Linked DNA regions of Homo sapiens: regions 1 and 2 are each linked to region 3. Evidence: chromatin loops called from intact Hi-C (ENCODE). Cell type or tissue: HepG2. All regions are shown on one strand. Each heading gives the region's core, and the rest is flanking DNA. Links, peaks and the distances in the headings are about the cores only.

Evidence for each region. Peaks named below come from ENCODE experiments on the same cell type or tissue, not always from the same donor. Only the 100,000 strongest peaks of a DNase experiment are listed, where the experiment ranks them.
Region 1: it touches region 3 in a loop (6-fold over the local background); 2 of 110 quality-filtered maps call a loop at or near these places.
Region 2: a loop joins it to region 3, with 7 times the contacts of the local background. A loop is called at or near these places in 3 of 110 quality-filtered maps.

What each region holds. Positions count from the first base shown.
Region 1 is chr5:109,986,271-109,994,571 of GRCh38, forward strand. No RefSeq gene overlaps it. Among named protein-coding and RNA genes, the nearest start is that of LINC01848, 110 kb to the left of the region's middle. RefSeq lists enhancers at 4,178-4,472, 6,207-6,741. In HepG2, for the core only: no CTCF peak of the experiment used is centred there; a DNase peak (open chromatin) is centred at 4,341; H3K4me3 peaks cover 1,096 bases.
Region 2 is chr5:110,002,134-110,010,434 of GRCh38, forward strand. No RefSeq gene overlaps it. Among named protein-coding and RNA genes, the nearest start is that of LINC01848, 120 kb to the left of the region's middle. In HepG2, for the core only: a CTCF peak has its summit at 4,268 (motif pointing left); a DNase peak (open chromatin) is centred at 4,058; H3K4me3 peaks cover 516 bases.
Region 3 is chr5:109,896,240-109,904,540 of GRCh38, forward strand. No RefSeq gene overlaps it. Among named protein-coding and RNA genes, the nearest start is that of LINC01848, 17 kb to the left of the region's middle. In HepG2, for the core only: no CTCF peak of the experiment used is centred there; DNase peaks (open chromatin) are centred at 4,972 and 5,292; H3K4me3 peaks cover 324 bases.

The DNA.
Region 1 (8,301 bases), core at 3,115-5,614, 89 kb after region 3:
TAAAATAGGACTCTTATTACTAAATAAGTTCTTTAGTCTCCACCCTTTCAATTGCTTCAAGAATTGGTGCTATAAGGATTCAAAAATTTCTATCACTTCCTAATCAGGTTTCCTACTTCTGGTCAAATGGGCCGAACATGGGTCTATGTTATCTTTAAAAGACAGTCAGGAGAGACTGAGGACCAGGTTAAGGCTAAGTTGCAGGCAGTTAGTGATAGATATTACTAGCTGAAAGGATTCCCTCTATCAGCAACTCAGTTGAGGATGCTTAGTGAATCAGGGAATGTTATCATCTATTAGTGATCTGGGCAGTGGCAAGAGAAGTAGACAGATTGGATCAGGTGATTAAAGAGTGAGGTTTTGCTCTGCAAAACTTCCTGATGTTCTGGGTTTCTGAAAGCTTCACTCAATTCCATAGATACATAAAATCTGACCTCTCATTCACAGGTAGGAACTATTAATAGCATTCACGGATTGTGAGTGTACAATGAGATTCAAGTGCTTCACACTTTGCCTATAGGCAATGTTGCAAACAAGCATGTTTTCTACGTGAGTGGTGTATGTGTGTGTGTCTACCATGATTTTCTCAACTTACTGCAGCCATTTTTCTGTATTATCATTGTGCTTTTTGATAGCAATGACCTTGACATTCTCTTTCAGTTGAAGATTTACAGTAGCTTTGACAACAGTGATACTACTGTTCCACTGGCTAGCCATTTAGGACTGCAATTTGATCAGAGGTAAAGAAAAGAACATTACCTCCAAGTCAAGCATACAGACAAACCTCCATTGTTGAGCATTCACTCTTTGCATCAATTTCTTTCCTTAGTAAATACTATTCACCCCCATTATATTACTCTGCTGTACAACCACATTAAATGGTATATCTTGAAAAATGCTTTCATTGCCCAGGGTTGTTCAGTGGTCCCATTGGATTATTTTATGTACTTGTATTAATTGTAGTCGTTGCTGTTAATGCTATATGCGCTCCCATTCCCTTTCTATTGCCTTGTATTAATTTGATTACCCAAGGTGGCTTTGGTTGGGAGTACTATATACAATAAGGTGTATTATTAGCAGTAGTTTTTAAAATCATTTACAAGCAAATTGCTATGTCAATGCCCCATAATAATGTTGACTACTTTTATTCTTCTCAAAGTCCTTTTTATTCCTTCAGGAATAAGTCACTCTCTTAAGAACCTGTGCTCTAAACTAAAATATGAACCAGTGTGCATCATAATGGAGCCCCCTCCAGGGTAATAACATTATTTCCATTCTAAGGGGACTGTACATTTAACAGTCATAAGAAAAGAATCCATGCCTTGCTTCACAGCTGTGCCACGGTCTTTTTATTTTAAGTCTTTCCTTCTGTTGAGGGGAACTGAGGTTTGTTTTTGAACTTGGGAGGACATTTTCAAGAATATTTTCTTTTCTCCCTAATCTCTACATGAGCTGCCTATGTTAGCTGTGCTACTCTGATTCTTAGTTTACTACTTTAATTTGTCCACTCTTGCTCTGTTAGTCTCTTAAAACATCTAAGTCCTTTAAATATCGCATTTCTGGTCGACACCTCCCACTCTCCTGCCCATATGATACTATCAGAAACTTTAAAGTGGAAATATTTTCCTTTCCAGGACAGTTCTTCAGTGTCAGCATAGAACGGGTTTTAGCCCTGATAATGTATAGTCGGGATGAATTAGAGAATCTTCCCTTTACTATTACTGTTTGGGCTGACTCTGTAAGAACCACTCAGAGAGGAGAAAAAGCAACTTCCTTCCCCAGATCATGAGCCTACATCAGGCAAAAGAGAGTTTTTTAGCTTTAGGGAGTAGAAACCAAGAGAATTTAAGTTTGCCTCAAGACGGGAACAGCTTGTGCCTAGTGGGAAATTGCATTGTTGACACTTTGATAATGATCAGATCCTGACTTAAGTTCTAATAATAGCTCCTATTCATCACGCTTTTACTATGAGCCAGGTCTATATAAAGGTACTTTAAATATGTAGCAGTTGCAAATTTGAGCCTATAATGCAGATTGTGTAAACATATCATCTTTTTTAAAAAATTGAGGTGTAATTTAATTCACACTTACAAGGGTAAAATTCAACAACCATTAGTAGATTCACAAGGTTGTACAATCATCAACATTATCTAATTCCAGAGAATTTTAATGACTCAAGGAAGAAACTCCATGACCATTAACAGCCTCTCCCTATTTCCTCCTCTTCCCAGACCCTAATGTCTAACAATTTACTTTCTGTCTTTGTAGAGCTGCTTATGTTAGGCTTTTATATAAATGGAATCATACAATATGTAAACTTTTGTGTCTGGCTTCTTTCACTTAGCATAATGTTTTCAAGCTTCATCCATGTTGAAACATGAATTAGTACTTCATTCCTTTTTATGGCCGAATGATATTCCATTGTATGGATATACCAGATTTTGTGTATTGATTCATCAGTTGATGGACATTTGGGTTGTTTCCAGTTTGGGCCTATTATGGATAATGCTGCCATGAATATTTGTGTACAAGTTTTTGAACATTCGTATACATATGTTTTCATTTCTCTTGCATGAAATATAATTGCTGGGCCATATGGCAACTATGTTTAACTTTTCAAGGAACTGCCAAACTGTTTTCCAAAGCAGCTGCACCATCTAATTCCCACAAGCAATATACAAGGATTCTAATTTCTACACATCTTCACCAACATGTTATTATCTATCTTTATTATTATAACTATCCTGGAGGGTGTGAGGTGTATCTAAATGTGGTCATGTCTTATCTCTTATTGTGTATAAGTCAACTTACTTTCTGTTGTAAGCTTCTATCCTGCCAGGCTTGGATAGAAATGCTTTTATTGCCCAGGATTGTTCAGTGGTCCCATTGGATTATTTTACATACTTGTGTTAATTGTAGTCATTGCTGTTAATGCTATAGGCTCTCCTGTTCCGTTTCTATTGGTTGGATAGAAGCAAGTTTGGATAGAAGCTTGGCAGGATAGAAGCTTACAATAGAAAGTAAGCTCAGCAAAATCGTAAGTTCAGCAAAATCAGTGAACTCAGTGGTTTTTCAGTGTTTGCTATGTGAGGTCATGTTGAGGTCCTAGAAAACGTACACAGTCCTGGATATCAATAGGTCAAAAACTAAGCTGTTTGGTCACTGAATTGTCTACACAGATAACTCCTAAGTCATTTTAGCCCACATGGCCATCATATGTTATATCTACCCCTCTTAAAGCACTCACACGTTTTGTGAGACGGCTTATTGTTCGTTGGCATAGGGGCGTCGTGTACCTATGTTTTATTTTTTCTTCTTTTTCTATTGAAAACACAGGTGAATAATTGCACTATATACATGAATCTCGGGCCTTGCATGTGCTGCTTCAAGTCAGGAAAAGTATAATTGTACTGTGTGTAAAAGCCAAAAAATCTGGATTTAAAAAATCTTTTAGGTACAAACTTAACCATGGTGGCTCAATTTGCAGAAGGATGAGTTGAATCCAATATTAGGAGGAGGCATTGAGTGTGGCAGGGGCACCATTGTCCTTCATTTGAGGACAATGTCTTGGTTACTGAAGTTTGTCATGCTAGACTTTTCTGAGATATTTACCTGCTTCTGCCATCCCAATAGTTGTGTCCAGGTTGGCCGTGTCCCACTGCACTTGGCTCAGAGACCACATACCCTCTTTACCCTCTTTTTAATGCTGATCTCACCCAGGGAAGTCAGGTAATATAGGCAAATAGGTGAATTTACTTTTTGCAGCTGCTGCCTTTTCTTCCAATGCGTTTCCTCCATATATTAGGTTTGCAGTTTTTGCCATTGAAAGTAATTGCAAAAACTGCAATTACCTTTGCACCAAACTAATAGTAGCACAGGCTCCACTCTGCCTGCACTTCTGTCATCAAAATGTGCTCCTCAAAATGCTACCATCAGTCATTCTTATTCTCTATCAATTCAACTACATTTACCAGGAATGTATTTGTATTTTAAGAAGCTTCATTTTGCATAGTGGTAAAAATACTTTTCTTTATTAACAAGAAATTAAATTTCAGTGGGGCAGACTAGCTTATGGGTTGATTTGCTTAGAGTCGGATTTGTGTTAGGGATAATAACGAATGCTAACATTTGAAGAACACTTAATTCCATGTTAGGCAAGAGCTAATGCTTTATATGTATTATTTCACTTGATAACTAACAACAGCCCTTAGATACAGGTATTATTATGATATTTTACAAGAGAGAACATGAGACTTAGCAATGTTAAGTGATTTTCCCCAGGTTGCTTGGTTAATAATTGATGGGGCTAGAATTTTGATCCAGGACTGTTTGACTCCAAAGTCCTGTCTTGTTAGCCATTGTCTCCTTTCATGCTTAACACTGAGATCTCAAAGACAGGTAGGTATGCTGTACCTGGAAATTAGCGAGTTTCCAGTAAAGACAGAGAGTTACTGTAGATTAGGTAGAAGAAGTATAAAGTATTTTAAGTATTATTTAAAAGAGGTTTGATAAGTGCCCCATCCTAAAATATTTCCAGCTCCAAACTTTCATCTTCCCAAGGAATAGTTTATAATTAGATTCTTTGGAGACAGGCTTTCAGATTTCAATAGTTCATATTTCCAGGTGTGTGTGTGTGTGTGTGTGTGTGTGTGGTGTGTGTGTGTGTTTATGATAGAGCCCATCATACCTTTAGCCATTGCCAGTTAGCTAGCTTCCATTTTTAGCAGGGATTAATTTATGAATCAGTGCTGAAGAACTGGAACACAGATGGACTCACTTTCTGAACAAAAAAGAGGTGGAGGGTGGAGGCTATGCAAAGACCAGGGTAAAGCGCATTCTACAGGAGGCAAATCTCTTCCTTATTAACTTGTCTATTGACACAGATAGTTGCAAAAGTAGTCCAAGGGCTGAAAGAAATAGGAAATGTCTCTTGATATGACAAAGAGAAGGGTTGCCTGCAATGTAGTGATGAAAATAGAAGTAGTTAGTGCTGTGGTTTATGCCGAAGCAGAGAGGCAGCTTAGAGAAGGCAGTGTATTATACTTTCTAATTATATATTACTGTATTGTCAGCCTTTTCCCATTTTTGGCTTGCTTCTTTCATCTCCCAAACAGACTCAGTTCTCCATCCTAAAGGAAATTCCATCATTTTCAAACTCTTAAGAGACTGTATTCTCCTCCCACTTTCTTATGTCTCCTTAGACTTTTCTTCCCCTTGTAATTGGGCTCTGCCTCCACCATCCCACTAGGACTGATTTCACTGAGAACATTAAGAAAGAAAGCAAAACAGAACTTCTAATTGTCCTGTTATTCTAATTGTCCACACTGTTTGCAGCATCTAGCTCTGAAAATTATATCCTCCTCCTTGAAATTGTCTTCTCCCTCATACTGTTTTATTATTGTCTTCATTCTGTTTTTTGTTTATGATATTCATGTATTTATCCAATCAATGTATTCATTTGCTAGGGCTGCTGTAACAAAGTCCTACAATCTGGGTGGCTTAAGCAACAGAAATGTTGTCTCATAGTTTTGGAGGCTGAAAGTGATTGGTTCCTTGTGAGGGCTGGGAGGGAAGCATCTGCTCCAGGCCTTCCTCCTTGGCTTATAGATGGCTATCATTTCCCTGTGTCTTTTCACGTAGTTATTCCTCTATGTATGTCTGTCTATGTGTTCAAATTTCCTCTTAATCATAAGGACACTAGTCATATTGGATTGAGGTCTACCCCAATTAGCTCACTTTAATTTGATTACCTTTGGGAAGACCCTATCTCTAAATAAGATCACATCCCAGGATACTGGGGACTGGGACTCCAGCATATCTTTTATGTGAGGGGCCATAATTCAATCCATAACATTCAACAAACTTTTGTTGGTTGTCTGTGATTTTCTAGACATTGAGCTAGTTGGGAGTTTGTATATATAGGGACCCAGCAGCTACTTTTAAACAGACTCAAATTTAGTGGGGAGACAAACCCAGGCCTGAGGTTGTGTCCTGGTCTTGACTGGATGGTGAATGAACACAACGTGCCGGTCGTCTCCCCAGCCCTACCCTAGAGATTCCTCAGTAGTAAAAGAATTTGTAGGAGTCTAAAAAAATGAAAGCAAAGACCGTAAGAAACCCTGGGAAGAGCGAGTACAATTGTGACATCACGCATAGGAAGTGACAAGCAGAGGCAGGGAATGGCCAGCTGCCACAGTTGGGGAGAATCTTCACTGCGCACTTTGCTCTCTTACATTGCCAGGAATGGCTAATGGGCACTTGTCTTTTTTCTCTCCATAGTGGAATAGGAAAACATTCCAGCCCCAGCCCTGTTTGTAGGGGTAGGAGATCTTGAGATAATTCTAGGAGTAGGGTACGGTTGGGAGAAGACAGGCACAAGGATAGACTGATTGGCCCACTTTCAGGCATTCCTTCCCTTTAGGTTTCCTAGGTGCAGTGTCACTTGCTAAGCAGAAAGCAGTCGGGGGTGATCAAACCCAGATTGTGAACACATTACCAACAACAATAGCTGATGCCTCCAGGGTAAGGAAGAGTCACAGGCAAAGTAATCAGAGAGTGAACAGCACAGCCAAGAAAAAAGGGAAATCATGAACACCCTGAACAGAATCAGAATGAATGGAACAGAGAGATCAAAAATTAGAAATATACACAATAATTATCTTCCAGTTGATAAGAGAAGGTACTGTAATGTGAAGCAGAAACAGGCATGTCTGCTTGTAGAGGGAACCTGAGTGTGCATCATTTTGGGAATGGATGATTTAAATATGATAGATCTAACTATAGAATACCATATGGGAAGAGAAAACCACAAATTTGATATAAAGCATGAAATAATTCTTATTTTTTAAAAAAAATTAAGTGGAAAAAGTAGGAAATAAAATGAAATTTTAATACAATAATATTTATCTAAAGGTTTACATATTTATAAAACAAGACCTGCAGGGCACATTGGCTCATGCCTGTAATCCTGAAGTGTTAACACTTTAACCCTAACACTTTAATCCAAACACTTTGGGAGGCCGAGGTGGGTGGATTGCTTGAGGCTGGAGTTTGACACCAGGCTGGATAACATGGTGAAACTCCATCTCTACTAAAAAAAAAAAAAAAAAAAAAAAATTAGCCAGGCATGTAGTCCCAGCTACTAGGGAGGCTGAGGTGGGAGGATCACTTGAGCCTGGGACCCTGGGAAGTTGAGGCTGCAGTGAGCTTTGTGCCACTGCACTCCAGTCTGAGTGACAGAGTGAGCCTGTATTTCAAAAACGACAAACAAACAAGCAAACAAAAAACAAACAAAAAACCCCACCACCAACAAAAACAAGACCATACATATTATAAGCATAAGTAAAACCATATATCAAATATATTATTAATAAATGACTACCTATTGGCCAGTTGATGAGAATGAGAACGTGGGCTCAGAAAAGAAAGAGAAAAATATTAAAACAAGAAAGAATCAACTGCGCACCTAGAAACAAAACATATTTCTCTAACCTCTCTGACCACACTCTCCTTGGTTTTTTTCCTAATTCATTTTCCTCTTTCCATCCCTACAACATTAATATTTTAATTATTGGCTCTTTCGTCTTGTTGCTTGGTAAGCAATTTCACTATAGCTATGACATGAACAATGACCTAGTTCCAAATGAACATCTCCAGCCTCCTCCTGTCTTTTGACTCGTGGTCTTGTATTTCCAACTATTGACCAGATTCCTGTATCACAAGTCCTTGAGTGCACCAAACACATCTCCAAGTGCCTGGGTCTTGCAGAGAACATGGTCTATAGAAATGGTGGTTTACCATCTTCTAGAGTTGTCTCTGGTCTCAAATTCATTTTGCCTGCAGGTGAAATGATGTGAAGTAGAAGGAGGTACAATAGTGTCAGAGGTCAAGCATTCTCTATTTTATGGTTTTCCTGACAATTGGCTCTGAGACATCCTGCTGCCCCAGAAATGGGATTAGAGGCTACACTGGTGGGACAATCCCTCTGGGGCTTTGCAGAGGTGTTCTCAGAATATTATCCCAGATTGTGTTAGGACTGGTATGTCAAAACGTGTTTGGCATTGCACAACATGCTGAGCACATAGGTATGCAAATATTTGAAGCTGAAATAAATATTAGAAGTCATGAAGTTTTGTGGTTATCAAGCTCGTCAAAGTGCTATTGTTTTCTAGTGAAGCCTCAGAGGTGGGCTTCTAGTCTGCCTACCCCATTTCAGCTAGAGGAGCTTTGGTGAAGTGTGGAGTGGTAGGGAGCACAGACTTTGGGGCTGGAGTCGTATCCCAGACTCACTGGGTATGGCTG
Region 2 (8,301 bases), core at 3,115-5,614, 110 kb after region 3:
ACTTTACTGAATTTGGACAAAATATGACAACATTTCCCTAGGAAAAAAAAGTAACAGAGGAATCCTAAAAAACTTCTGCTTCTTCTCAGATCTCAAAAAGAATGTGAAGAAGGAGAATACATGGTTATTAGGCCCCTTCAAAAGAAACAGAGAAAAGGTGTCATTAAGAGGGCAAAGGACTATAGAAAGGGCATTCTGGGCCCAGGAGACAAATGCTATTTATTTCATAGTTTTGACGTTTCAGGGTAGCAAGAAGTCAGTATTCAATACATGTTTAATACATATTGTAAACGAGGGGTTGGCAAACTATGGTCAGTGAGTCAAACCCAACTTGCTGTCTATTTTTGTATGACCCAGGGACTCAGAATGGCTTCTGCATTTTTAAATGTAAAAAAAAAAAAAATATTTGCATGAGAACAGTTGTTCAAGAGTTGAGGACATTGCATCTTGGCTTGCAACATTTCATATATTTACTATCTGTCCATTTGCAGAAAAAGTGTGCCAACTCCTGTTATAAACTATACTAAATACTACAGGTGCACAATCACTTTTAATCTTCACAGCACCCCTTGGACACAGGCACATTACTTTCCCCAGTTCACAAATGAGGGGATCTTGGCTCAGCTGACTTAAGTAACTCACCCAACACCAGACAACAAGAATATGGCCAAGTTGGGATTGGAACCTGGGTATGTTAGTCAGGGTTCTCCAGAGAAACAGAACTGATAGGATGTTTATAGAGAGAGATTTATTTTAAGGAATTGGCTTGCATAATTATGGAGGCTGTCAAGTCCAAAATCTGCAGGGTGAGCCAGCAGGCAGCACACTTAGGAAGAACTGATGATGTAGTTCTAGTCCATAGGCTGTCTGCCGCAGAACTCCCTGTTGCTCCAGAGAGGTCATCCTTTTTGTTCTATTCAGGCCTTCAACTGATTGATGAAGTATACCCACATTATAGAGGGTAGTCTGCTTTACTCAAAGTCCACCAATTTAAGGGTTAATCTCATCCAAACATACCTTCACAGAAACATGCAGAATAATGTTTGAACAAATATCTGGGCACCACGGCCCAGGCAAGTTGACACATAAAATTAACCGTCACACTGGGTCTAACCGAGCAAGAACATTTGCTTATCTCTATCCTAGACAACTCTCTAATGATCTTTTGTTATTGTCTGTAAGAAAGAATTGTCTTTTAAAACTGGGAATGCCTACCAACTTTCCTCATATGCCCTTAGTGAAGTGAGTTTTAATTTGGCATATCCAGAAAAGTTACTCCTCACAGAATGCACAGATTCTCCTGTGCATCAGGAGATCCAAGTGGGCTAGTCCTTTTCCCTATCCCTAATAACTTTGTGAACACCCTTTGCATGTAGAAAACAAAATACAAATGCAGTTGATCCTTGAGCAACACGAGTTTGAACTGTGAGAGTCCTCCTACATGCAGATTTTTCTCAATAAATGTATTAGAACATGTTTTGGAGATTTGCAATAATCTGAAAAAATTCACAGATGAACTGCAGCCTAGAAATATTGAAAAAAATGAAGGAAAGGTTTAATATGCCATGAATCCATCAAATATATGTAGATACTAGTCTGTTTTATCATTTAGTGCTATAAAATATACAGGAATATATGATAAAATTTTAAAATTTATTAAAACTTAGGTACACAAACAAAGACTATACAGGCATTATTTACAATTGAGAGAAATGTAAACAGATGTAAAGACCTTTACGATGATCCACTTTCACTTAATGAATAGTAAATATATTTTCTGTTTCTTATGATTTTCTTAATAACATTTTCTTTCTGTAGCTTACATAGTTGTAATAACACAGTATATAATACATATAACATAAAAAATACATGCTAATCAACTGTATGTTCTTGGTAATGCTTCTCGTCAACAGCAGGCTATTAGTAGTTAAGTTTTTGGGGAGTCAAAATTTTTACTCAGATTTTTGAATATGTGGGGAGTAGGCACACTTAGCCCCCACAGTGTTCATGGGTCAGCTGTATAGTCTTGGAGCAACACTTAGGAACTTCCAAGAATGTAGAAAGAATTCTGATACTCTTATGCTAGTCTAGTTTCTCTTGATAGAAACTTTTAGAGTGGCATATTAATGTTTTTGTTTAGATTGTGACTAAGTGGCATTCTTGGAGTCCAGCATATTTTAATTTGTAGCCTTAAGTCTGTAATAAAGGTAGATTTCAAATATAAATTAAAGTAAAATATTTATAGGAATCAGTTGGCAATTAATATGTACTAATAACTCTTTTAAAATAAAAATATAATGTATATAAACATGGTATTTGAATATCTCTTACTAAAGAAGACCTTATAGAGCTAATTTACAATAAATAAAATTTTGTTTGTTTTGATCTTTTTGTTTTTTTTTTTAATTAAGTTCTGGGATACATGTGCAGAACGTGCAGGTTTCTTACATAGATATACATGTGCCATGGTAGTTTGCTTCAACCATCAACCCATCATCTACATTAAGTATTTCTCCTAATGCTATCCCTCCCCTTGCCCCCCACCCATGACAGGCCTCAGTGTGTGATGTTCCCCACCTTGTGCCCATATGTTCTCATTGTTCAACTCCCACTTATGGGTGAGAATGTGTGGTGTTTCGTTTTCTGTTCCTGTGTTAGTTTGCTGAGAATGATGGTTTGCAGCTTCATCCATGTCACTGCAAAGGCATTTAGGTTGGTTCCAAGTCTTTGCTATTGTGAATAGTGCTGTAATAAACATATGTGTGCATGTGTCTTTATAGTAAAATGATTTATAATCCTTTGGGTATATACCCAGTAATGAGATTACTAGGTCAAATGGTATTTCTGGTTGTAGATCCTTGAGGAATATCATTCTTTTTTATGGCTGCATAGTATTCAGTCATGTATATGTGCCACATTTTCTCTATCCAGTCTGTTATTGATGGGCATTTGGGTTGGTTCCAAGTCTTTGCTATTATGAATAGTGCTGCAATAAACATACATGCGTCTTTATAATAGAATGATTTATATTCCTTCAGGTATGTACCCAGTAATGGGATTGCTGGGTCAAATGGTATTTCTAGTTCTAGATCCTTGAGGAATCACCACACCATCTCGCACAATGGTTCAACTAATTTACCCTCCCACCAACAGTGTAAAAGCGTTCCTAATTCTCCACATCCTCTGCAGCATTTGTTATTTCCTGACTTTTTAATGATCGCCATTCTAACTGGCATGAGATAGTATCTCATTCTGGTTTTGATCTGCATTTCTCTAATGACCAGTGAGGATGAGCTTTTTTCCTATGTTTGTTGGCTGCATAAATGTCTTCTTTTGAGAAGTATCTTTTCATATCCTTCACCCACTTTTTGATGGGGTTGTTTTTCTTCTTGTAAATTTATTTAAGTTCCTTGTAGATTCTGATGTTAGCCTTTTGTCAGATGGCTAGATTGCAAAAATTTCCTCCCATTCTGTAGGTTGCCTGTCCACTCTGATGATAGTTTCTTTTGCTGTGCAGAAGCTCTAGTTTAATTAGATTCCATTTGTCAATTTTGGCTTTTGTTGCAATTGCTTTTGGTGTTTTAGTCATGAAGTCCTTGCCCATGCCTATGTCCTGAATGGTATTACCTAGGTTTTCTTCTAGGGTTTTTATTGCTTGAGGTCTTACATTTAAGTCTTGAATCCATCTTGAGTTAATTTTTGTATAAGGTGTAAGGACAGGGTCCAGTTTCAGTTTTCTGCATATGCCTAGCCAGTTTTCCCAGCACCATTTATTCAGTAGGGAATCCTTTCCCTCTTGCTTGTTTTTGTCAGGTTTGTCAAAGATCAAACCTTTGATCAAATCACAGCCTGGGCTTCAAGGTCCTACCGATATGTGATGTCATCCCCGGAGGCCCAGCTGTAAAATTCCTCTCTTTGTACTCTTTCTCTTTATTTCTCAGCTGGCCGACACTTACAGAAAATAGAACCTACGTTGAAATATTGGAGGTGGGTTCCACTGATATCTTTGGTATTTGATGTTGGTGACCTTCGGACGGGGTTTTTGAGTGGTCGCCCTTTTTGTTGAGGTTGATGGTATTGCTTTCCGTTTGTTAGTTTTCCTTCTAACATTCAGGCCCCTCTTCTGCAGATCTGCTGCAGTTTGCTGGAGATCCACTCCAGACCTTTTTTGCCTGGGTATCACCAGCAGAGGCTGCAGAAGAGCAAAGATTGCTGCCTGTTCCTTCCTCTGGAAGCTTCATCCCAGAGGGGCACCCGCCAGATGCCAGACAGAGCATTCTTGTATGAGGTGTCTGTTGACCCCTGCTGGAAGGTGTCTCCCCTTCAGGAGGCACAGGGGCCAGGGACCCACTTGAGGAGGCAGTCTGTCCCCTTAGCAGAGCTCTAGCGCTGTGCTGGGAGATCTGCTGCTCTCTTCAGTGCTGGCAGGCAGGAACGTTTAAGTCTGCTGAAGCTATACCCACAGCTGCCCCTTCCCCCAGGTGCTCTGTCCCAGGGAGATGGGAGTTTTATCTATAAGTCCCTGACTGGGGCTGCTGCCTTTCTTTCAAAGCCTGACTACTGTGTCTTTGTTTCACTTTGGTCAAGTAATAAGGCCATCTCAGAACCAAATAAAATCAGGAATTGAATGAGGTGATATTGAAAATGTAAGGCTCTGTGTAATTGTGTTTGGAAAATTTTAGCAGTGGCAATATATCAGTATTTTAATTTGCCTGGTGATGTATCTGTTCACCCATAAGGGGTATCTGGCTTGATTTTGATATGATTTACTACTACTGGTGATCATTTTGATTCAATAGCTTATGTATTTACAGAAATTCAGGAACAGGTGTTTCTGATTCAGCAATGTCTCCAGCATCTAATTTGGTATGCAAGTTAGTAGGTTGTGTATCATATTTATAGGAACTCCATTACATTCATAATGGGGTGAATATTTTCCCTGGGCCAAATCTTAAAGTTTATCAGGGAAATTACTGTGTATTCAGAGCCATGTACAGGAAAGTTTGTAATTCCATATTTAATTTTCTTGTTTTTCTTCTTGTTCTTTCTGAATCATCTTGTTTGAGAAGGAAAGCATTGAATAGCTTTTTTTTTTTTTTTTTTTTTTAAAGAAGGTGGGAGGTAACACTTTAGGTGTCAGTAAGAGATGTGAAGTGAAAATCTTCCTGTTACCTCAGGGGAGGGGCCTGATAGGACAATGGGTAGGGCCCACAGAATGCAGCTGGATGTTGGATAAAGGGCTAGTTCAGTCTCTGGGTGTCTGCAGACCTTTTTCTTGCTGTAGAGCTGTGAATAAGATGCTAAAATATATTGCTGATCCTTTGCCTCAGGGAGCTGAATCAAGGCTTTAACCTGATTTAAGCCCACACCTGAAAATATTTTTATCCTCTTCACTGGAGGCTGGATTTGAACAGCTGACTTCGAGGTGAAGTGTTCTACAGCCCAAACCCAATCCCTAGAGTCAGTCAAGCTGCTTCCTTATACATCTTCTGTTGTGCGGGGTTGGGAGAAGCAATGTTAAGGGTTCCTGAGGAAAAACATAATGTTGGCATCAATGGGGATATTGATGTGTTGTCGTTTGACTAGAGTTCTTTTATTTTAGTAAAATAAAGAGTGAAAATTAGCTTGTATAACACAAACTCAAAAAGGTAGGCCATGATCTGTTAAAAGAGGGGAGAGTTTGATTATATATTTCTGCACGAAAGAAGCAGATGCATCTTTTTGAAGAGGCTTGCCAGCACCACTATTCATAAATGTGTGTGCAACAGATAGTCTAATTGCCTCATTTATAGTAGTAGGACATACTGATTTCCTTTCACATTATTTACCCATCCACTGAGTTTTGGAGTAGACAGGGAGAATGCATTTCAATCCTGAGGGCTGCTTGTTTTAAACATTGCCTCTGTCTCCATGACAAGTGTTTTATTGTCACTTCTGACTAGATTCCTATTTTGGTTGTCAGTTGTCTGTCTTTTCAGGGTTCGTGAGTTTCAGTGAAGGTTCTGTGAATATTTTTTAAACCCTTCAGTTATCATGACTCTTCAAAAATCAGCTAGTGTATTCTGTATTCCTTCATGAGTGAAGAAGATAAACTGGGAACTATTCTGTGGCTTATTCCTGTGCATCATTCTGCAATCATTTACATCTGTGTAGCGTTTTCCTTTCATGCATATGAACCCACAGGATTGTTACAGTCTCTCGGTTAGGTAAGGCTGACTTTCATTCACTCGTTTATTTATTCATGCATATATTTATTGAGCACTGATGTGTCAGGCATTGGGCTCGGTTCCAGGTATAAAAAACATCAGTCCTTGTGTTCTAGAAGCTTCTAGAAGTTCTCTTCTAGTGGGAGATAACAAAATCTAATATAGATGGTCTCTGACTTATGATAGTTTGACTTTAAGATTTTTTGGCTTTATGATGGTGCAAAAGCGATACTCATTCAGCGGAAACTACTTTGAGTACTCATACAACCATTTTGTTTTTCACTTTCAGTATAGTATTCAGTAAATTATAAGAGATATTTAACACTTTTCTCATAAAATAGGCTTTATGTTGGATGATTTTGCCCAACTGTAAGCTAATGTAGGTGTTTTGAGCACATTTAAAGTAAGCTAGGATAAGCTCTGATGTTCAGTACGTTAGGCGGATTAAATGCATTTTGACATGATATTTTCAACTTGCAATGGGTTTATGAGGATGTGATCCCATTATAAGTTGAGGAGCATCTGTACTGTAATGTAAGTGACTCAGTCTGTTTATGCTGCTATAACAAAATACCTTAGACTGTGTCATTTATAAACAATAGAAATTTATTTTCACAGTTCTGGATGCTGGGAAGTCTAAGATCAAGGTGCCAGCAGATTAAGTGTCTGGTGAGGGCTTGCTCTCTGCTTCCAAGGTGGGCCTTAGCTTTGCTACTGGGAGGAACAGGAAGAGAGGGAAGACCTTGTCTCTACATGGCAGAAGACAAGGAAGAGACAAGCAAGCTCTTTCAATCATATATACATATATATATATATGTATACACACACACACACGTATATATATACTTATATATACACGTATATATACACGTATATATATATATACACACACTTTAAGTTCTGGGATACATATGCAGAACATACAGGTTTGTTACATAGGCATACAAGTGCCGTGGTGGTTTGCTGCACCCATCAACCCATCATTTACATTAGGTATTTCTCCTAATGCTATCCCTCCCCTAGCCACCCACCCCACCCCAACAGGCCCCAGTGTGTGATGTTCTCCTCCCTGGGTCCATGTGTTCTCATTGTTCAACTCCAACTTATGAGTGAGAACATGCAGTGTTTGGTTTTATGTTCAATCCTTTTTATAAGGACACTAATTCCATTCAGGAGGACAGAGCCCTCAGGACCTAATCACCTCCCAAAGGCCCCACTTCTTAGTACTATCACATTGGAGATTAAGTTCTAGCACAGGAATTCTGGGAGGGCACCAACACTCAGAACAAAGCAGTAAGTATGTTGAAAGTGTAGACAGAGAAGCAGGGAAGGTTTATTAAAGTCAGTATGAGGAATAGAAAAAGGTTTCACCAAGAAGCAAGAATTTAGGGTAAAATGTGAAAAGGAAAATGTTTTCCAGGTTGAGTAAGTGAGGATATCAAAGTAGGGGAAGAGGAGTACTGTTGCCGTTGCTTTATAGATAAAGAAACCAAAGTTAACAAGGCCACAAAGCTGCCACATGTAAATGCAAGTGCTTGAACTGAGATATGTTCATGCTGTTTTTGTTACACCCGGCTATACCAATCAGCAACTCATTAGATTGATTTTTCAAATTTTCTTTAATATATTCTATAAGAGCAAGAGTAGTGTATTCATTCCTTCATCTTAAGTATGAAAAGGCATTGAAGTCTTAGGGAGTGAAAATCCAGTTTGCATTTGTGTTTTTTATTTTGCATATTATTTTTCTGAAGTATAAATAAAATATTATAAAGTATTAGCCTTACAAATTGAAGATACCTATGATCAAGAAATAGAACACAAACTCCTTCACAGCCTCCCTCATGCATAGTAATTATAGCTCCTACAAATTAACTACTATTCTAATATCTTCTATCTCAATAAATTAGTTTAACATGTTTTTAGAGTTTTATAAAAATGGAATCATATGTATCTCTTGTGTTGGGCTTCTTTTTCTCAAAATTATTCACCCAAGTCACAGCATGTAGCAGTAGTCTGATGTTCATCATTGTTCTATAATATTCCATTGTAGGAATATACCACAACTTATATATTCTATTATCTATAAAGCTTTAGG
Region 3 (8,301 bases), core at 3,836-6,335:
AACTAATAGAGTGAGAACTCACTCACTACCTTGACGATAGCACCAAGCCATTCATGAGGGATCCACCCCGTGACCAAAACACATCCCATGTGACCCTGTACCCAACCCTGGGGATCAAATTTCCATGTGAGGTTTGGGGGAACAAATATCCAAACCTTAGCACTTAACTTCGTTTGAGAGTCTACATTAATATTAGTTGACTTATTTCTGTAATGTCTTCCTTCCTTGTTACATCATAAACCCCACAATAGTAGAGTTCAACTGTTTTTACTTACCACTGTATTCCTTCCCCTTAGTAGATATGCAATAAAAAATTGATGGATGAGTATAAATATATACTTAAATTAAAAATAAATTATAGAAGAGTGTGAGCTGATTGTATTCTTTTTAAAATAAATGCATATGCGTATGTGCCGGTATCCATCACTACCTGCAACTTTATCATCCAATATAAGAAATAGAATGTATTCAAATGTTAGGGGATATTTGCGTGTATTTTTGTGTAAAATATAAAAAAAGTCTTGGGATACCTAAAAAGTCAAACATTTGTAAATGTCCTCTCTAAATAATTAAACTTTAGTGAGAATCTTTATCAATCTTTAGACAAATCTCTGATTATTTCCTTTAGGTAAATTTTGAGAAGCAAAATTACTAAATCTAAGTGTGTCTGCCTATATATGTTCATGCATATTGCCATTACTTATCTAATGATAAGGAGCCCAGTGACTGGGCTAGCCCTAGGAATCAATAGGAATAAAAATAAAAATAAATATAGAAAACATATAAAATAAAAAATAAACATATTTTGTTCTATTTTGATTATTATATTGGGTAATTCCTTAAAAGTCACTCCACATCTAAGGATCTGATAAATATTAAATATATTTCTCTTCATTTATTTGAGGCGAATTTTAAACATTTCACTCTTTAAGCCATCAGAAGTTTTATTTGCTTGAGGTTACTTTTTTCCCACTAAATAGTGATCTAATTATCCCTGCACTATTTATTGAAGAGTCATCCTTTTCCCTATTAAGCTGTGATATTACATTTATCTTACACTAAATCATTATATATACTAGTGTTGGTTTCTTGGATATTTGTTCTGTCCTATTGATATTTGTACTTTCATGAACCAGTACATACTACTTTATTCATTTAAGCAAGGATCATAGGGTTACTATAAAAGAGTTACTACCTATGCTTTAATGATCATTAAAAAAACTTACTTGTTTTAAGTAATTGAAAAGTTACTAAGATATATAAGTACATGATTTACTTATTTACCTTTCATTACCTCCAAATTTGAAATATTTTACAGAAATGTGCATTGTACAGTGGAATAAAAATAAATGAAAACATTTGTAAGAATTAAGATTAATTTAGGAGTGAGGTTAACATATGAAATCATTTCCATAAGGAACTAAAGTTACTTTAGAATAGATCATATATTGTTTCTAGATGTGATCAAAACAAAGAAAAAAAAATGTGACCAGTTACAAGATTCCAAGTTTATCCTTAGAGTAATTTTTTAAAATTATTATTTTTTGAAGTCCCACTCGCCTGGTATTGAAACCCAAAAGTGGTGGTAAGCAGCCTTGATTATATCCCTGCAGTTGGCAGGTGAGTCTCTCTCACTGTGCTTCCAAAGCATCTTGTGTCACTATCCAACACTGACTGCGTTGTGCTACAATAGTCATGCATGCTTTGCTCTGTCCCCACCAACGTGACCCTCCCAGCCCCAGCCTGTAACCTTCTTTGATGCCTGTTTTCATAGCCCTTGTGTCTGGCACAGTGCTTGGAACAGGAGAGGGTTCAAAATTGTGGGGGGAAAGGGGGAAGAAAAAGCAAACTGAGAGATGGGAAAGAGGGAGGGAAAAGGAAGTTATCTAGGATTCCACATGGATTTGTTTGAAGTTAGCACTAACATGTTGGTGCCTCTGCCTTCATATTCCATGCTTCTAACTTATTCCTGGCACCATCCTGGTCCCAAATTCTGTTCCCATCCCTCAGAGCAATAGAAATGGATTTTAACCTCTCTGCTTACTGTCCCCAATCCCAGTCCTGACAGTACACTGTCTACGCTCATATTAGATAGCACAAGATGATTTTTATTGTGAACGTGTTGGGATTTCAGGGCTAGAATCATTCCAGTTAATAGTGTGACATTAGGAGTTGATAGATTTACCATCAGCCTCGGGAGCTAAGTCAAGCTCACTCATCTGCCTTTAGCGATGCTGTAACTTTGTTCAAAAGGACCACTCAGAAAGCAGAGCTGCCGGCTGCTCGCTCACAGCTCCTTAGATAAGGCAGGCCCATTCCGTTGGCTTATTTTCTGAGCATAATGTGCTCATAGCATCTGTCAAAATTCATTGCTTATAAAAGACAAGGACCTACCTTAAGCCAGCTTAAGTATGAAATGAAACTCATGTAACTAACTTGTGTAACTCATGCAACTGAAACCTCCAGGAAAAGTTGAGCAGGGGCTCAAATCAAACCGTGTCATCAGGGCTCTCTCTCACTTCTGTTCCTCTGTGCTGGCGTCATTCATAAGTAAGTCCTCTCCACATAGTGAGCCCAGCATTTTCAGCATAACAACCCTGGCAGAAAACATCTCTTTTCATTTTATTTTCCTTTTTTCAAACAGTTTACAGCCAAAGTCCCAGGATCTGAGACTCATTGGCCTCTCTCAAACTCAGTAACTCTATTCAGGGCATTGGAATACTCTCAATGTCTATTCTTAGAAATTCAGAATTGGAGTCAGCCCTAGCCCACCCACATAGACTGCTCATAGGCAAGGGGTGGCTCCCCAAAGGAAAATTGAATCATGGAGCAGAAATAAGAAGGAATGATGTTGGGCAGATGTGAGGTTCATTTTATGTGTCAACTTGACTGGGTCAGTGTTTGAACAGATATTTGGTCAAACATTATTCTAAGGGTGTTTTTGGAAGAGAGTCACATTTAAATCGGTAGACTGAGTCAAGTAGATTGCCCTCCCTGATGTGTGTGGGCGTCACACATAGTTGAAGGCCTGCATGGAACAAAAAGGCTGACCCTCCTCTAACTAACAGAGAATTCTTTCTGCCTGACTGCATTTGAACTGGGACGCTGGCTTTTTTCTGCCCTTGGACTCAAACTAAAATACGAGCTCTTGGCTGGGCACGGTGGCTCACGCCTGTAATTCCAGCACTTTAGGCGGTTGAGGCAGGCAGATTGCCTGAGCTTGAGAGTTCGAAATCACCCTGGGCAACATGGTGAAACCCTGTCTCTCCTAAAATACAAGTAAATTAGCCAGGTGTGGTGGTGCATGCCTGTAGTCCAAATTACTCAAGAGGCTGAGGTTGGAGAGTTGCTTGAGCCAGGGAGGTGGAGGTTGCAGTGAGCCAGGATCGCCCCATTGCACTCCAGCTTGGGCGACAGAGTGAGACTCTGTCTCAAAATAAATAAATAAATAAAACAAAATACCAGCTCTTCCTGGGTCTAGAGCCAGCATGCATTTAGGCTGGAATTTACACCATTGGTTCTCCTGGTTCTTAGTCCTTCTGACTCAGACTGGTGCTTCACCATCTGCTCTGCTGGGCTTCCAGTGTGCTTTCTCACCCTGCAGACCTTGGGGCTTGTCCGTCGCCCTAATCATGCAGACTAATTTCTTACAATAAATCCCTTTCTATATATGCATATAACCTTTTGGTTTTGTTTCTCTGGAGAACCTTGAGTAATACAGAAGGCCAGACAGTAGAAACCCTCTACACTCTCCATGTCCTCTTGCTGTGTCTTTGAAGTCCCTGTGTTCTGTCTACCCACATCTCCTTCCTATCCTTGAAATACATGTGTGGCCTATTCCAAAGCTCATTCTTATCCTCTGCTTTGAAGCCCTTCCTTATTTTACTCTTGGAGAACTCAGCATCATCCACCTTATAGTTTCACAGAGCATAAGTATTTCCCCACCATTTCCTCATTCTGATTCCACATGGATTTCTATAGCTTCCCTACCTTTAAGGGAGAAGAGACGCTTTTTTTGTGCACCCACTATGTATACAACCCTGTGTTAATGGTTTATGGAATATGGATAGGAAATACAGATGCTACTTGACTTACAATGGGGTTATGTCCTGATAAATTTGTTGGAAGTTGAAAATATTGGAAGTTAAAAACTCATGTAAAGGATAAGTCATGATTGCGGACTGTGAATGTCCCAACTCACGTGTGATGGCCATTACTGGCCTGCTGCCTTCATGCTGGGCAATTATCTTGAGTTTCATCTCAAGAGTAATTGCCTTCCTCTTCTTCTCACCAGAAGCAGGAGACACAGATGGGCATTTTGTAGACATGATGGATGCGGAAACAGGATATCCAAAAATTGCTGGCAACACAGCACACTGTCATCATGTGCCTGACTGGGAGCTGCATTTCACTGCCGCTGTCCAGCACCTCAAGAGAGTATCCCACTGCATATCTCTAGCATCGGAAAAGAGCAAAATTAAAAATGAAAAACATGGTGTTTACTGAATGCATATGCCTTTCATACTACTGTAAAGCCAAAAATAGGAAGTTGAACCATTGTAAGTCAGGGACAAAGGTACTTAGTTTCTTCTCTCAGAGTGAGAATTAGATAATCATGGTCTTCTCCCTTCCTCTAGCCTTACTTTCTGACTCATCTCTAATTAGGCAGTTCACAATATTTCTTGAAGACACACATTATCCCCAGAACTGTTGTTAGGGTAGTGATTAAGTTCAGTGACTGGTGACAATAAACCAGAGTGATGACAGGAAAAAGCAATGAAATTAGCTTGAAGACAAGCTAGAGGCAAGTCATGCCAGAGGTTGCCCCTTAGGGTTGGTGCCTGCCATAGCAGGAGCAAAACCAAAGATGATGCCGTTGCGCCTGACTGAGGCATCAGTCACAAATGGCCCATCCCCCAAATTATCTGGTTCATCTTATAGAAGCCAAGTTGGTATGCTATAAGTGGTCAGAAGGCACAGGGTGAAGATCCGGTGTCAATGTTTACCTAATGTGAGATCATGGGAGGCCACTTTACTTCTCTGGGTTGTTTCCTCCTCTGTAACTTGAGGTACTACAAGGCTGACTTCATGGTCATGCAAGCTCTGTGCAGTCCCAGAGGAGCCCTCATGTAGAACAGCCCCACACTTGGCTTAGTGCTTTGCTGTCACTGTCTTGAATTTCTTAATGATTTTTAAGCAAAAGGCTCATCATTTTCATTTTGCACTGGGTAATTATGTAACTTGTCCTGTGGGCCAAGTCAGTGATTCCACAGGATTCCTGGGGTTGGTCTATGGACTAAGGTGCCTAAGGTCCTATTTGTTTGGGAAAAAGGTGGGTTAACCATTAAACAAAGATAAGTAAGTTTCTTTACTGAAGGACATCTCAGAGTGTTTACATGTTAATATTTTTGTCACTCTCCAGAAAAAGAAAATGAAAATCATCTTTTAAACTTATTTGACCACAAAGCTCTCCAACTTTTTTTTTTCTCAAGAAGCATCTCATATAACAAGTGACACGCAGAATACATTTTGGAGAATGTTGGCTTCACTGTTTGCTTAGGTATCTGTGAAGTCTTACAACCTGTACTTTTTTTTATTGTAATGAGTCATGGATGGAGACCAGGAGCAGGGGAAGGGGAATTAAAGCTGGAATTAAGGAGTGGAAACAGGGTCTAGTTCCACATTCAAAGATGAATAATGCTATTCTATGGCCCAGGGCTCTGTTGCAAGAAAGAGTTACACTGGTCTTGTCTCACTGAAGCCCACACAGACCTACCATTTATCTCCTCTGAATTTCTGTTTATGCTGCTTTATCTATGTAAATGCCCTGCTTCACCTCAGTCTAGTAAATTCTTATTGTTTCTTCCTCCAAAATGTATCTTGAATTTGTCTACATTTATGTCTCCCAGCTTCACCCTTGTGTAAAACACATTGTCACAAATGGAGCAATGTTATAGTTTTCTAATTCACCTCCCAGATCCACCCCATTCTCCACTTGGTACTCTGACTTGACTTCTCTTTCCTAATTGCAGACTGGCCTCATGCCACTTCCCAGAATAAAACCTGTCAAAATTCCTGCTGTTTTTAGGAGAAAATCAAGACTTCCACTCATAACTAACTGCCTTGCAAGACCTGAACCCCACCTGCTTGTCCAACTTTGTCGCAAGCTAGCCTGCCTATTGCTCCTATTCTCTGAACACAGTGACCTTTTGAGACTTTCTTGAGAGCACCAAATTATTTTTCATTTTAGGAAATGTTTACGTTCTGCTTTCAGTCTCATGAATATTCTTACCCTTGCTATGCAAATGGCTGACTCCTCTTTAGTCTTTAGGTCTTCAATAAAAATCATTTCCCTTGCAAGATCTTTCTTGACCACTTTTCTGAAGCACCTCCCCCACCCCCACTGATACCATATACCTCCTACCCCTCTTAATACTATCAGTTCATCCTGGTCATTCAATTCTTAATATCCATACATGCTATAATTAGTTGTTTACTTTCTCATTGCTAGAATGCCAATGCCTTGAAGGCAGGGATTATATCCCTCTGGTATATCCGATTCTTAACAAATGCGTGGTACATAGTAAATATTCACTGTGTATTTGTTGACTGAATGACCAAGTGAATGAATTCCTAAAGGTCTGTCTAATGCTTGTTTCCTATCCATGATGTCTCTTCTGATTTTTCCCAACAAGAAAGGATGTCTCCTTTGTCTGAATTCTCGTAGTTCTTTACCTATGACTTCTTTATAGCTCTTGTATTCAACCCCTTGGCATTATTGGTGACTTTATTTCATCCTTCTTAAGTTCCTGGAGTAGCATCTTACAGATTTTTGTATACTCCAGCTGTTCCTGGCACAGAATAGGTGCTCAATAATCCTGATTGACTTGATTTGAATAATTGAAAGAGCTTTCAATAGAACAGGCACCTAAAAAGTTGTTGAAGAAGATTATTTAAAAATAAAACAACAGCAAGCCAAAAATGGGCACATTTCCCGGCCATTTTAGGAGTCTTGGAGAACAGCCTAAACACCAATCCCCACTGATCCAAATCGGCTTCATTAAACACTCCCTGGGCCTGTGAGATGGATGGCATCTGAGCAGAGCCCTGACAGGCTGGAAGAAAAGATCTCCACCTCCAGGTGCTCCTCCACTGCTCCTGGCCCCAGTTGATGGCCCTGCCATGGAAACTTTCAAGGAGGAAACTGCTGTGAGCATGAAGACTGAGCAGTGCTCCTTTTTGCTGGCCCTTTTAGAAATTTCCTCCGATTGAGAATTAGTCCTGGATATATGTGCATAGGTGAGATTACAATAAAGACTTGGGAAAGAGGAAGGTGTCTTTCTTGGCCAGGACACTCAAACATGAGTGACTATTACCATTCTGAGTTTATTTTGTTTCATCTATAGAAGTAATAATGTATACCTGACAGGGTTGTTGTGAGGATAAAATAGGATAATATATGTCTTAATTTTATATACATATAGTAGATGCTAAATATGTGTTAGGTTCCTTCCTATCTTCCCTTCCATTTCAGGTAAGAGCTCTGTGCGTGACCTCCAGGATGGACCACATCAGGGAACATAATTTGAATTTATAGAAAGGGGAAAGTTAGATTGAGTTATATGTGTATACACATGAGTGCATATAGCTCATGTATATGTGTTATCTGACGGGAAGCTGGTACTTGCTATGCATTTTGATGTGATAAGTGAACAGCAAACAAAATGACGTGCGCCCAGAAGAGAATGCAACTGGAACCTTCATCTCAACCTGGACAGTAGTGCCTTGTGGAGATACTGTTAGTTTGTGGGAAGAAAAGTTATACAGTCTTAAAGGGGCAAAGGGTGAAATTTTCTTCTTCAAGCTAGGAATAAGAACAAGTTTCATCTGAAGCAAACTAACATCAGAAAAGTCACAATTTCTTTTTTAAAGTTTGTTTCATAGCCAGGGTGAGGGATTTCCATTGGTAGAACTAGAAGCCTTTTCATATCAGTCTCCATTATTTATTAAATGAACTTCAGAAATAGATGGATAAAGTAGTATCTGACACTTGAAAGTCTCTGCCAGATGCTGTGTTCCTAGCCCAGCAAAAGAGGGGCCAGATTACATTATGATGTCGTTTTTCTCTCTTCCTTTCTGATAATCATTTCCTGGACACAGGGGTGGAAAACAGATTACTTGGAAACAGAACATGTCTAATAGAAACTCACTTAAGGTTCAGGAAATACCTGAAACATAAAGGATTTTTTGCCGTAAATGTGATGTGACAAGTTCACCTGTGGACCAAATGAAGTAACCATA